Linked DNA regions of Homo sapiens: region 1 is linked to region 2. The links are chromatin contacts, found by Hi-C in ENCODE. All regions are on one chromosome and are shown on one strand. Each heading gives the region's core, a stretch centred on a gene start or an enhancer-like site at or near the end of the contact. The rest is flanking DNA. Distances are from core to core; before and after follow the strand shown. Region 1 overlaps LOC105374584 (a long non-coding RNA gene). Region 2 has its middle 66 kb from the start of EPAS1.

Region 1 (5,995 bases), core at 2,551-5,050, 420 kb before region 2:
ACAGCAGGTGCTCTAGGTTGGTAATCTAGGGACTGAGTACCAAGGTACTCGTTGTACCACGCTTTGCCCACCTTTTCTGCATTGGTCTGTGGCCAAGGCCTCAAATTGACCCCAGATTTCAATAAGTGTTTCGGCCTAACTTCCATGGGTACATCAGATCCTCCCAGTCTGGCTCACTGCCAGGTGACCAATCGCCATAGTTTGCCATGAGAATGTCCCAGTTTTGAAGCTGAAAGTCCTGTGTTGCAGAAAACCTCTAAGTCCTGCAGCTATTTTCTGACCCAGCAATGTTCTGCTCCTTAGTGGTTATTAATCCTTGCAACTTCCTATAGATTTCCAGAGGATAACCTCTCTTCTCCAAATGATCCCCCAAATCATTTCAATTTAGCAGCAGCTGCAACACATTTTAAACCACAAGAGTATAAGCAACATTATTAGGGATACTCTCTTTCCTGATGAAAGGGATCTCTTGGGTTTACTTTCCTAAAATCACACCAGAAGAACATAACTAGCCAAGTCAGCAGTTTCCTCTCTGCCCTTCACACATGACCCACTGGGCTGTTATTTAATTTTCCCGCCCTCCCTCTGCATTTTCGTTCTCCCCAAGCACTTCTAATGGTTTCCTTTCTGTCAAGGCAAGCAGCATAATGCAGAATAAAGAGATCTGGGCTTGGCATCTGGGAGACAGCTTCAGTAGAGGAAAGAGCATGGGCGCTGTGAGCAGAAAGATCTGGTGTGAATCTTGACTCTGACATGCCGTTTTATGTCCTTGTATAAGTTACTTAACCTCATTGCACATCGCCTGTAAAAGGATAACATGAGAAAGTCCGCAGTGGCGTACGTAAAGTGACTTGCACAGAGTGGGATGTGATAGACATTAGATGATTGATGAAACAGGCCTCAGTTCAAGATGGGAGCTCCTGACAGACTGGCAGGTTCCTGATCCTGATGGGGTAAATGTGTCCAGGGAGGTGCCGCTGGGCAGCTGTTACCTGCCTGATGTGGTCTCCTGACTGGATTCTATGCTTCTTACCTTTAATGTCACTTCCCTAGGGAAGCCTTATTATAAACTCACAGGCTACTGTACTCTTTCATAGTGCTTTTCATAAGTTGAATTCAAATTTTATTTCAGTAATTATTTTATTTCTATCTTCCCACCTGACCACAAACTCCCTAAAGGCAGGGACCATGATCTATCTTGTTCACTGTTGTAGCTTCAGCTGCCAAATCAGTGTCTGGCACACAGTAGGCATTCAATAAATGCTTGTTGAATAAAATGAATAAATTAAGTGGCCATTCAAAGGTACTGGAAGAGAGAATTCCGTAAGGAAGCGTAGGCAGTAACACACCACTAGATGGCGCTAATGCCATGCATGTAAACTATCCCACCAGCTTTCTCAAACCAGAGTGATGGGTGGCTAACAGTCAATTTCCAATTTGACTTGGAAGTGATTCCGCCGAGAGTGTAACATCTTGTACTGAGCACCATGCTAGGCAATTTAACAGTTATTACAATTCTTACAACAATCACAGAAAAAAGTAGCCCATTGTACAGATGATGAAATAAATTCCCAGTAATTTTAAGTAAATTTTCTAAAGAGACACAACTTGTAGGTGATGCAGTAAGGCTCTGAACCCAGATCTGTTGGCCCCCAAGCTGTGTTCTTTCCAGAATATCTCAGTGCTTCCACTTTAGTGGTCTAATGCAACCAATAAACAAGCTTCCTGGTGCGATAGGGCCCCCTGCCCACCCCCACAGTTGGTTATTTTATTACGTACCCAGTTAGAACTCTCCACACAGTCATTGATTTCTTAAAAGTCAACTTATAAGAAAGGGATAATAAAAGGCAGAATAGATTCAATGTCTCTTAAACCAGACTTTTACATCTTGAGCTCCATTGATGAGCGAAGTGTAGCATTCTGAGGAAGGAGGAAATAATCTTTAACGTATCAATCAATCATCGATAGGTCTTCATTCAGCACCTCTGTTGCACACACAGGGCTGAGCAAACACAGATGGGCTTACAATCTGGTTGGGGACAGAAGACATGCACATATGGGACATACCAATATACAACAGTACCTAAGTACCTTGTGGACGATATATACAATATGAGCACTAGGAATCCGGAGGCCAGAAAGATTCCTGTGACTGGGGTGGTCAGGGCTGACCCTCACAGAAAACACATTCAAGGAGACAGCAAGTTAACTAGTCCCTTTCTACTCAAGGTATAGACCAAGGACAAGCGGCATTGACACCACCCGACAGCTTGTTAGCAATGCAGAATCTTGGGTCTCTTCCCTGACCTCCTGAACCAGAATCTGCATTTTAACAAGATATCCAGGTGATCTGCAATGTTTAAAGACTGTTGAGGATCCAGTGTTTGTATTCATATCTCTTTAAAGTGAACGAACACTCTAATTTCACTGTTTAGTTTTAATTTGGCATTTTGTTTTGCTTTTAGAAGAATGTACTAAATACTCTTAAGCTTCTGCCATTCTTCACTCCAAGAATCTATGGAAAATCCTAATAGCTAAATCTTCTGTGGCCTGGTGATTTCTTAACTGGAAGAAAAGCTGTTATCCGAAGCACCTTTTCATGTATTTATGCAACAGGAATTATTGTTCAAGAAACTAGACTTTAAAAAACCAAAGATATATTTTTTTGAGTGACTAAAGGAAGTTTACGTTATGCTCACTACAATTCGGGTACAGTCTAATTCTTTGCAGATTGCTAATCTATGTATGCTAGACTATGGAACCACAATACTAGATCACGTTTCCTCAGGTCATTCCCCACCTCCCCACACTGTCCCCCCATACATCATTTTGAATCAGTGGAAGTTGTTGTCATGTGGAATTTGTAATAATTCTGATAGAGAAAATTAGACACTTCACACACCAGTACATGGACAGGACTTGTTTTAACATCTCAGTAAGAAGTGACAGTGGCCCTGTGTCTAACTGTGGTTCCATGTCTCTTATCCACTCGTGGAAGCTGGGTGCGTCCCTTCAGAAATTCAGTGTGGCAGAAAGAAAAGAGCACTAGAAAACTAAGCAAGAAAACATTCCTCTGGAGAACCCTGACTAACATAAAGCCCAATCCCCATCAGCACACAATATAACAAATATGCATATGGACCCTCTCAATCTAAAATGTTTAAAAATAACAATATATAACTAAACTGGCTTGCAAAAATCACTCATTGTGAAAAAAAGAAAACTAAGTGAGAAACCATAGGCTCAGGGCTGACACACGTTAGCTGTGTAGTGCCACTTCTCTGTGTCTCAGTTCCCATCTATGAATGAAGGAGGTGGAATGAGATGGTTGCTAATGTTGCTTCCTGGTCTAGCATCCCATGAGCCTAGTTAACTAGAAGTTAGAGGATGGGTAGTTATTCATTAAACCCAGAATACATAGTCCCAAACAGAAGGGGCCATATGATCCTTACTTCCAGATATAAAAGTTGAGAAGGCTGGTTACCATAGCAACTCACCTTCATGAAGTCATTTATAAATTCAATTTTGTAAAGTGACAATATTATGTACTGGCACCTGCAAAACTCCATAATGTTTCCTTTGCTTCCATTCTTGCCCCGGGCGATGGTGCCAAGAATTGTCATAATCTAGAGAAGCAATCAGAGTTCTCAAGCTGCCTTTCGGTCTGCTAGAACAGAAGGTGCTGACAGGGGTGGGAGTAAAGGAAGGCCTCCTTTCAGTTTACTAATTCTGCAGCCGCCCTTCACAAACTCCAGCAAATATTTTGCGATGTTGCAAGGTGTTACGAAAAGTGAAAAGCAAGCTGTGATTCAGCTGGTACGAAGACTTTGCAAACAAAAAAGAGTGATCTGTTTGCAGCAGACTATTACTTCTGCCAGAGCCCACAGACTGGAATACTAAAAGAGGAATTTCTGCAAGACATTGCCATCATACTTACTGGATTTTCAAAACAAAACCAATTTTAAATTGTTTGGCCTGGTAGGTTTCACCTTGTGAACCTCAGATTCCTGGGAGCTGTAGAGTCACTGCAAGGGATCTGCAAACCAGCGTGCATGTTCCGTCTGTAGAGTGAATGAAAAATATGCTCATCCATATGGATTACTTTTCAAATACACATAAATGTCATTGTGATGAATACAAGAAATTAATTTGCAATGTTAGTGAAGATACCTCAGCTCGTTATGAATTTTCGTAACTGATATTCAAAGTAGAGCCAATATCATGCTTGAGTTTAAGAAAACTCTTTTTCATGTTGAAAAGCAGTCTTCACACTTGTCAGATCACTTGTCTTGGTTCTTGGGGCAGAGGATATGGACACCTTACCATTAGGAGAGAAGCTTTCCCCCAGGATTGGCTCTGCTTTCACGGCATATGTTGGATAATATACCCACCATTTGGTTTCTAGAACCTTAACATTTGATAGGAAGACATTTAAGTGGCTCGTTGAGCCCTGTTCTTCCATGAGATACGTCATCCCTGAATATAAGTAAGATCTGAGCAGTGGACACAATTCTAGTCCAGACATTTATGTAAGAAATAGAAACTAATTTTGATTTCAAGCCTCCCTTTCTTTGCATTGTCAGAAACTTTATCTCAGTGAACTTGTGGATTTCAACCTCACCTTCCCCTGGAGTTGTATCTAGTTTCCGGGAGGGGGCTTCTGAGATGCAAGATGTGCAGAAAGGGAGGGGGGAAGGAGAGAGAGTGAAGGATGTGGTCCTCAAGATCATTCTTCCACACTGGTATTTATTGAGACATTCTTCACTCTTGTCTGTGTGACCCTTTCGGATTCAGGAGCACTCTCCATTTCTCTGATGTGCTCTTGGGCATGAAGAGACATGCTTCTTTCTCACTGGGGCATGGGAAACTTTGCACATCTGCCTACGTTCTCTTCAGTGGGGACCCATTATGCACCCATTTCTCCTCTGGGGCTTCACTGAGGATGCAAAGAACATGTCTTTTCTGCTCCCAAGTCTCACAAAAACATCTGCAATTGTGTCACCTTCCCAGGGTGAAGTAGCACACAGGATCCAGAAACATCTCTGCCCTCTGTACCTTCCCATGAATTCACTTCCTCCCCCTAAGAAACTCTTTTCTACTCTTGTTATCTTTTCTTCCAAATATTTTATCTATGCCACATTTGTTTGTTTTTTCCTTCCCATAAGGGCAACTTCTGAATCCAAAAGCCAGGAACATACTTTTATTTCTCTGCCTCTTATTATCACATCTCATCTCTGAGATAAGGAGTACAAACCAGGCTAGCTGTCCAAATGAGGGGAAGGAAAAACGAGGTAAGGAATTGGCTAATATTATTCTGCTGATTAATATAGATTTCACGAATCTAGGGCCTGCAAGAAAGGAGGTCAGCCCCAAATGAAACCAAACACTGAGCAAAAAGTGAATTTTTCTAGAATAATTAAAATAGGACCCCCAGCATTGGTGCAGTTTTTCTACTGGCTGTTGGTATTTTCTGCAGTCGGGCATCCAGAGCTAAGTGCCTGGACTTCGGGCACAGTGCTGAATTAAAAGGATCTTTTCTAAAGATTGGGTGAACAATTAAAGCTCCATCAGTCGTATATAGAGGTGCTTCACAGCCTGTCAGACTTGGGTTTTGGAAGAGGAGGGATGGGAAGGGAAGAAAGGGAAAGCAACCTAAGTTTCTAGCTCCACAGTCTCTGCCCCAGCCAGATCCGAAGTCCCTTCATTCACTCATTTATCCTTTCATTCAAAAACCATTGAATTTCTATAGTGGGCTATATACAGGGAACAAGGAACTCTGTATTTTAGTCCTGGCAAATTCATCTAAGACTCTCTTTGAAAAAAAAAAAAAAAGACATGGTTTCTGGATTTAAGGCTCTCACAGTGTAGTTGGAGGAAGAGCCCATGCGAAGATAGGCAAAGTAGCAATTTCAAAGTTATGATGAGGAAAATGCAGGTTGTAGGTGACTGTGAGGCAGGACACCTAGCCAGTCCTTGAGAACTCAGAGAAGGGTTC
Region 2 (6,488 bases), core at 3,595-6,094:
ACAGTACACAAGAGCATGAGTTTGCAGTGGCTCCCTAGGGTTAAACACTAACTCTATGGTGTGCTGTTTGAACTGAGGCAAATCTTTTAATTCCTCTGAGCCCATTTTCTCATTTGTAGAATGGGGATAAACAATAGTCCCCATTCCCTTACTTGGGGGTTAAAAGGAAGTTGGTAGCCTAGTACCTGGCACCCAAAGAGAGTTCAGTGTATGTTAGCTATTTGTGTTATGTAATTAATAGATTGATGCCTTGCCTCCATCTACAGAAGAATAAAGTTGGCTGCAAAATGGGCTTTAATCCTCCTAGCATCCCTGGGGGTGACCATCACCTCCACAGTGTATAGCTAAGGAACCTGAGCCTTGGAAAGATCCAGTGCCTTTTCCCAACCACACAGGGCAAACCCAGGACCCCTGCCCAGCCTCCGACTTCAAGTCCTGGGCTCTTTCCCTGGACCTTTTATAAATGCCACTGTCTTGTCATGCAGTCCCTGGTGTAGCCCTGGAGTAGGGATACCTGGAAGAAAGGTGGGAGGAGGTCAGGACCCCTTAGCTTCAGGAGGACTGAGTACCATGTGGCTGTCTCTATACTTAAGTGGCATAGTATGTGATGTCTTGTCTGAAGAAGATCTTTTTTAAATTTTAAACCTTAATACTGGTTTAGGTATACATATATATATGTATATATATATATATAAATATATATAAAAATCAGATACTGATTGAAAACGGAGAGGGTTGAGTAGAAAGGGGTGTGAGGGACATTTTGGGGAGATGAACTATTCTATAACTTGGATGATAGTTGCACCCAAATTGTCAAACATTATCAATTGACATGTACATTTTATTGTATGTTTATCAAATGATATCATTTTAATATAATATCAATTATATAGAAAAAATAGGCCAGATGTAGTGGCACACACCTATAATCCCACCACTTTGGGAGGCTGAGGTGGGCGGATCACTTGAGTTCAGGAGTTTGAAACCAGCCTGGACAACATGGTGAAACCCTGTGTCTACAACAAATACAAAAAATTATCTGGGCATGATGGTGTGTGCCTGTAGTCCCAGCTACTCAGAGGCTGAGGTGAGGGGATCACCTAAGCCCAGGAGGTTGAAGCTGCAGTAAGCCATGATTGCACTTTCCAGTCTGGGAGACAGAGTGAGACCCTGTCTCAAAAAAAAAAAAAAAAAAATTTAAGTTGCAATCCCAGCACTTTGGGAGGCCAAGGAGGGCAGATCACAAGGTCAGGAGTTCAAGACCAGCCTGGCCAACATAGTGAAACCCCATCTCTACTAAAAATACAAAAAATAAATTAGCCTGGCATGGTGGTGGGAGCCTGTAGTTCCAGCTACTTGGGAGGCTGAGGCAGGAGAATTGCTTGAACCTGAGAGGCAGAGGTTGCAGTGCGCTGAGATCGTGCCACTGCACTCCAGCCTGGGTGACAGAGTGAGACTCCATCTCAAAAAAAAAAAAAAAAAAAGTTTAAGCCTGCCTTTGGGGCCTTTTTCAGCTCAATAGGAGGCTGAACTCCTGAACTCCCTCTGCAGCTCTGTGTATGGCAGTCCTGGGGGCTTGTAGGAACCCTGAATGGAGGCTTCATCTGCCATCAGGAGTGTACACCCTTACACACACAAGCACACATATGCACACACACAAAGCCAGATGGAGGGAAACAGAGGAACAGGGCAGAGGAGCTGCAGAACACTAGCAGCTGAGCCCCCAAGGTATATTTGAGTCTCCTGTTTACCCGTAGAGCTGGGCACTATGGAGGGCTCCAGCAGAATGTGAGGTGGGGGTGGGAATGGAGAGGAATGTGTCCTAGGCTGCAGCTGGAGTGAACTGGCCGTCACCCCAACTTCACTGTCCCGGGCCATGTTCCGGGACTCCCCCTCCTGGGAGCCCTCCAGAAACCCTGCTGGGCTGAATTGGCTCTCTGTCTAGGACCAGGGCATTCATCCACGAATTGAGATGCTGGAGCTGAGTCAGAGGATGGGCAAACTTCAAGGACGTGAGGGAGAGCACGCTGGAGCTGTCCACGCCTCCCACCCCACCCAGTCCACAGCAGCAGCCCAGCCACATCCCAGGCTGCCCTGGCAGACCCTCCATGCAGAGCCCTGACCACACAGGTTCCTGGGTGGCCCACCCTGCCCCCACAGCCAGGTGGCCACTGGGACAGAGGCAGGACCCTAGACCTGACTGAGGAGGAGCTGGTGCAGGGTGAAATGGGGGTGGAGGGGCAGTATTTGAGCCCCCAGCATTTAAAAATCCGTTATTAGTGTTTAAAACATTTAAAAGATGCATCTAAGAAAATAGAGAATTAATTTTGGGATCATCTGTTGTGCTGATTTTTCCAGATCATTTATTCATTTATCTAACAAAATATTGAACTGAAAGCCTATTATGCAGGGCTCTGTATTAGGCACTTGGACTCTCTATACAAAGATGTATAAAATAGTCTCCACTTCCATGATGTTTACAGCCCAATTAAGGAGATAGATCAGTAACAACTCACAATAATAACAGAAAGAAGGGGCCCTGTGCAGTGGTTCACGCCTGTAATCCCAGCACTTTCAGGAGGCTGAGGCGGGTGGATCACATGAGGTCAGGAATTCAAGACTAGCCCGACCAAAACGGTGAAACCCCATCTCTACTAAAAATTCAAAGATTAGTCAGGCGTAGTGGTGGGTACCTGTAATCCCAGCTACTTGGGAGGCTGAAGCAGGAGAATTACCTGAACCTGGGAGGTGGAGGTTGCAGTGAGCTGAGATCGAGCCACTGCACTCCAGCCTGGGCAACAGAGGGAGATTACATCTCAATAATAATAATAACAGAAAGAAGGAAATCAGTGCTAACAAAAGGTTATAAGCACTAGCAACACGGGCCCAGAGTGAGGGGTTCATTCTAGCTGGAGGGGTTTAGGGAAGGCTTCCTGGGAGGGAAAGGGAAGGAGGGGCAGCACTTATCTGAGCTTGAAAGCTAAGTGTACCTGGTGAGAGGAATGGCATAAGCAAAGACTGTGTGGGCTCAGCAGCTGGACCTCTGGGGACGGTGCCTTGGAGCCTGGCTGATGAACGGGGTAGGCCAGGTCTTGGAACACCTGCCCATTCACCCCAGAACAAGAAGACCAGCTTCAGAAACCACGTGACCCCACCTCCTAGCTCTCAGTTGATTAGGTCAGCCTGGGTACCTCTGTTTTCCTTTGCGGCCAGGCAAGAACATTCGGCCCAAAGGAATATTGGCACTAATTGGATCAATAGATCCTTCCCCTGGGGGATTGTAAGTGGAGACATAGAAAAAGACAGGTAGCTGGCTGGTGTTGAGAGTAGAAGGAAAAAAGCAAAGAGAGCAGCAGAGGGCTGTGTGTCCTTCTGTGAGAGTAGAGCACAGAGCTGAGGAGGTAACAGGGTGGCCCTACCTCTGAGCCCCTCATCTGTACCCCAGTCTCCACAAGCCCTGACCCTGCTCTTCTCCTTGCTCTTTCTTGGTGGCGCTTCCTGGCCTTTGCCTAGCCACAGTGTTGACTAGGTCTAGCCACACGGTTGACTTCCCTGTGCATCCTCACCTGGCCTCCCCAACTCACTGCAGAAAGCAACTTGGTCTTTACAGTTAGCTCCATAAGGAACCAACGCCTTGAAGGGCAGGCTGGGAGCTGGAGTTCTAGTTCATGGCTAGTGGGATACTTAGAAAATTTCTGAGCCGTTTAGGAATGTCTCTGGCAGCAGAATGGAGAAGGGGATAGAGCAGAGCCAGCCTGGGGTTAGGACAGTGGTCAGGAGGAGCTCCCGGGCCCCAGAGGAGAGGATCTGAAGGGGAATTGGGACAGCAGCTGTGGGGTGTGTCACATAAGAGGAAACCAAATAGCCAATCAACAGGTGAAAAGGTGCTTCACAGGCCCAGTTCTAATATCTGTGAGGCTCAGAGCCCCTAAGTCTAGTGATAGCCCAATTCACATCTTAATATTTCAAAATTATTGAGTTAACAATCATTAAGTAAAGTACATTCTATCCTTCTAATTTTGCAAATACACATTCATTATGACCTGGAAGGCCAGGTTGAAATTCAGAACATTCGGTTCCTGGGAGTTCCATGCCTGAATGTGGTGGTTCAGGAAAAGCAGGTCCCCAGCCCCCAGCCTCCATCCCACCCGCCTTTACTTCCTGTCCCCAGCAACATCCTGTCCTGCAGAGGACCTCACACTCATGCCAGGGGACACTCCAGCTTACATGTCCAAGCTCCACCCTCCCCCCAGCAAACTACTGCCCCATGGCTGCTCTCCAAACTGGAGATGATGGGGATGCTTGTTACCACTTACCCTAAGAAACAGGCCTGGGGGAGCAGCCCATGCAACCTGGTTTGGGAACATCTGGGCAAGGAATTCCAGAGTCCTGAGCACCAGCTTCATCCCTGACTAACTGGATAACTCAACCTCCATGAGCCTCAGTTTGGTCACCTCTAAAGACTCCATAAAATGTCCTCTACTAGGTTACAATATTATGAGGTAAAAACATTACATAACTCTAAGTCCAGATGTTAGCCCAGTGCATTTAACTGGGCTGCGTGCTAACCTGACAGCTTGACCCAGGCTGCGGGATGTCACCAGGTATAGGGGTCAAGCTGAGACAGGGCTGGGCTCCAGTGGAACCCTCCTGCTGCCCTGCTGGGGAAGGGGAGGAAGTGGCTAACCAGCACCAGCCACAGCCCCAGGGCCAGGTGAGCAGGAGCCTTGACTCTGTCCCCTGGGCCTCCTCTGGCCTCAGAGCGATCCCTGCCTTGGCGGGGAGGCCTGCCTGGGCACTCGGAGCTCTGGCACCACCCTGAGTTGGGTAACAGTATTCCTGCCTCGCAGCTGTGTCTGCCCACTGGGCTGGCTTGCAGCTTGGGGAGGCTGGTGTGTGTGCCAGAAACAGGGAGACCTATTTTTGCCCCAGCCACAGGCCCATGGCCAGAAAAAAAGTTAAATAAAGATGATTTTGTTTTTTCTTGGTGTATAGAGTGCAACTCACTTACTTTTTAACAGACAAGATCAAAGGATCTCTTCAGTAAGAATAATGAATCGTAAATGAATGCAGGTCTACAATGAGACCAGCAAAATGGGGAACTAGAAGGGAGGAAAAGGGGAGGGAGAGAGAGTGAGGGAGAGCTGGAGGGAGAAAGACAGGTGGATAGAGACAGGAAAAACTGGAGTGAGAAAGAAAATCCAGTATCAATAAGCATCAATACCCTGAAGGGGTGATGAGAAAGAGAGAGACAGATACCAAGAGAGACAGACGGATGGAAAAAGAACAAAGACTCAGTGGGGTTTTCGGACTGCAGCAAAGGAGGTGGTGAGATGACGCATATTCGGATGTGACTTCATCCTGGTTAACCATTATTCAAGCTCTTCAATTGTTGCACTCTACGAACCCACAGGGAGTCCATTCTCAGTGAACTAACACAAGCAGGCCATAGCAGAGGAAGCTATTCCATTACCACAAGTGCTGTCTCAAGCCAAGGGGGCACATTTACCTGGAACATCCCTGTCATGTCCTTGAATGAGGGCAGGGGAAGGGTTAACCTGCAGCAGACTCTGGTAGACAGCTTCCATCCCACCTAGTGGTGAGGATAATCAGAGAAGGAAAGAAATCTCCTTCCATATAGCTTTTCAGAACAGCAGGGTCCCAGCTCCAGCCAGGGAAGGCTGCGCACCCGGGCCCAGTGAACTTGAACCAATTGTTTCACAAGATGAGATCTGACAAGCACCAGGGAGACAGCCCTACCCCAAAATATCTTTCCCACTGCCTGTCAGGACTTTGGCCTCCATTGCAAGGTAACAACCTCAGTCAGGGTAGGAGTCAGGAAGCCCAGCGGGGAGTCCCCAGCAGAGCTTTCCATGCCCGGATTCCCCATCTTAAGTGGGGATAACATTCCTTTCCTGCTCATTTCCCAGGGCGGTTATGAGAACCAGTTTGTCAATGGATATGCAAGATCATGGCTTGAGTTTGAATCCTGGCTCTGGTATAACTGGCTGGGTGGTGATTCTCGTCCTATGTTCTGCCACCTATAATAAGAAAAAAACAAGGTTGTTGTGATAATGAAGAAAAGTAATGTTTGTAATGATCTGGTACCAGCTGGTGGCCATAGAAATTACTTAGGTATTGGCCAGGCATGGTGGCTAACACTTGTAATCCCAGCACTTTGGGAGGCCTAGGCAGGAGGATCACTTGAGCCCAGGAGTTTGAGACCAGCCTGGGAAACATGATGAGACCCTGTCTCTATTAAAAAAAAAAAAAAAAGCCAGGTGTGGTGGCACACCTGTAGTTCCGCCTATTCTGGAGGCTGAGGTGCAAGGATTGCCTGAGCCCGGGAGGTCAAGGCTGCAGTGAGCTGTGATCATAGCACTGCACTCTAACTTGAGTAAAAGAGTGAGGTTCAAAAAAAATTACTTAGGTACTTTCCCTAAAAGTAAATCTATTTAGCTAAAATTATTGGTATTTCTGTGTATAGA

Evidence for each region. A loop is a pair of places that touch in the nucleus more often than their neighbours do. Pooled maps may share reads with other maps.
Region 1: a loop to region 2 is called in a map with no recorded cell type, with 16 times the contacts of the local background. The contact joins two enhancer-like sites. A Hi-C loop is called at or near these places in 3 of 37 single-sample maps with no recorded cell type and 2 of 50 pooled maps.

The regions. Positions count from the first base shown.
Region 1 is chr2:46,646,081-46,652,075 of GRCh38, reverse strand. It overlaps LOC105374584 (a long non-coding RNA gene), which reads right to left. Exons shown (of 2, transcript XR_940058.3): 2 at 1-4,061. Among named protein-coding and RNA genes, the nearest start is that of CRIPT, 32 kb to the right of the region's middle. Within about 2 kb of position 3,800, at least 2 of the 41 ENCODE cell types and tissues checked have a DNase peak (open chromatin) inside an H3K27ac peak, as active enhancers do.
Region 2 is chr2:46,228,592-46,235,079 of GRCh38, reverse strand. No RefSeq gene overlaps it. Among named protein-coding and RNA genes, the nearest start is that of EPAS1, 66 kb to the left of the region's middle. RefSeq lists enhancers at 4,531-4,620, 5,196-6,180. Within about 2 kb of position 4,844, at least 12 of the 41 ENCODE cell types and tissues checked have a DNase peak (open chromatin) inside an H3K27ac peak, as active enhancers do.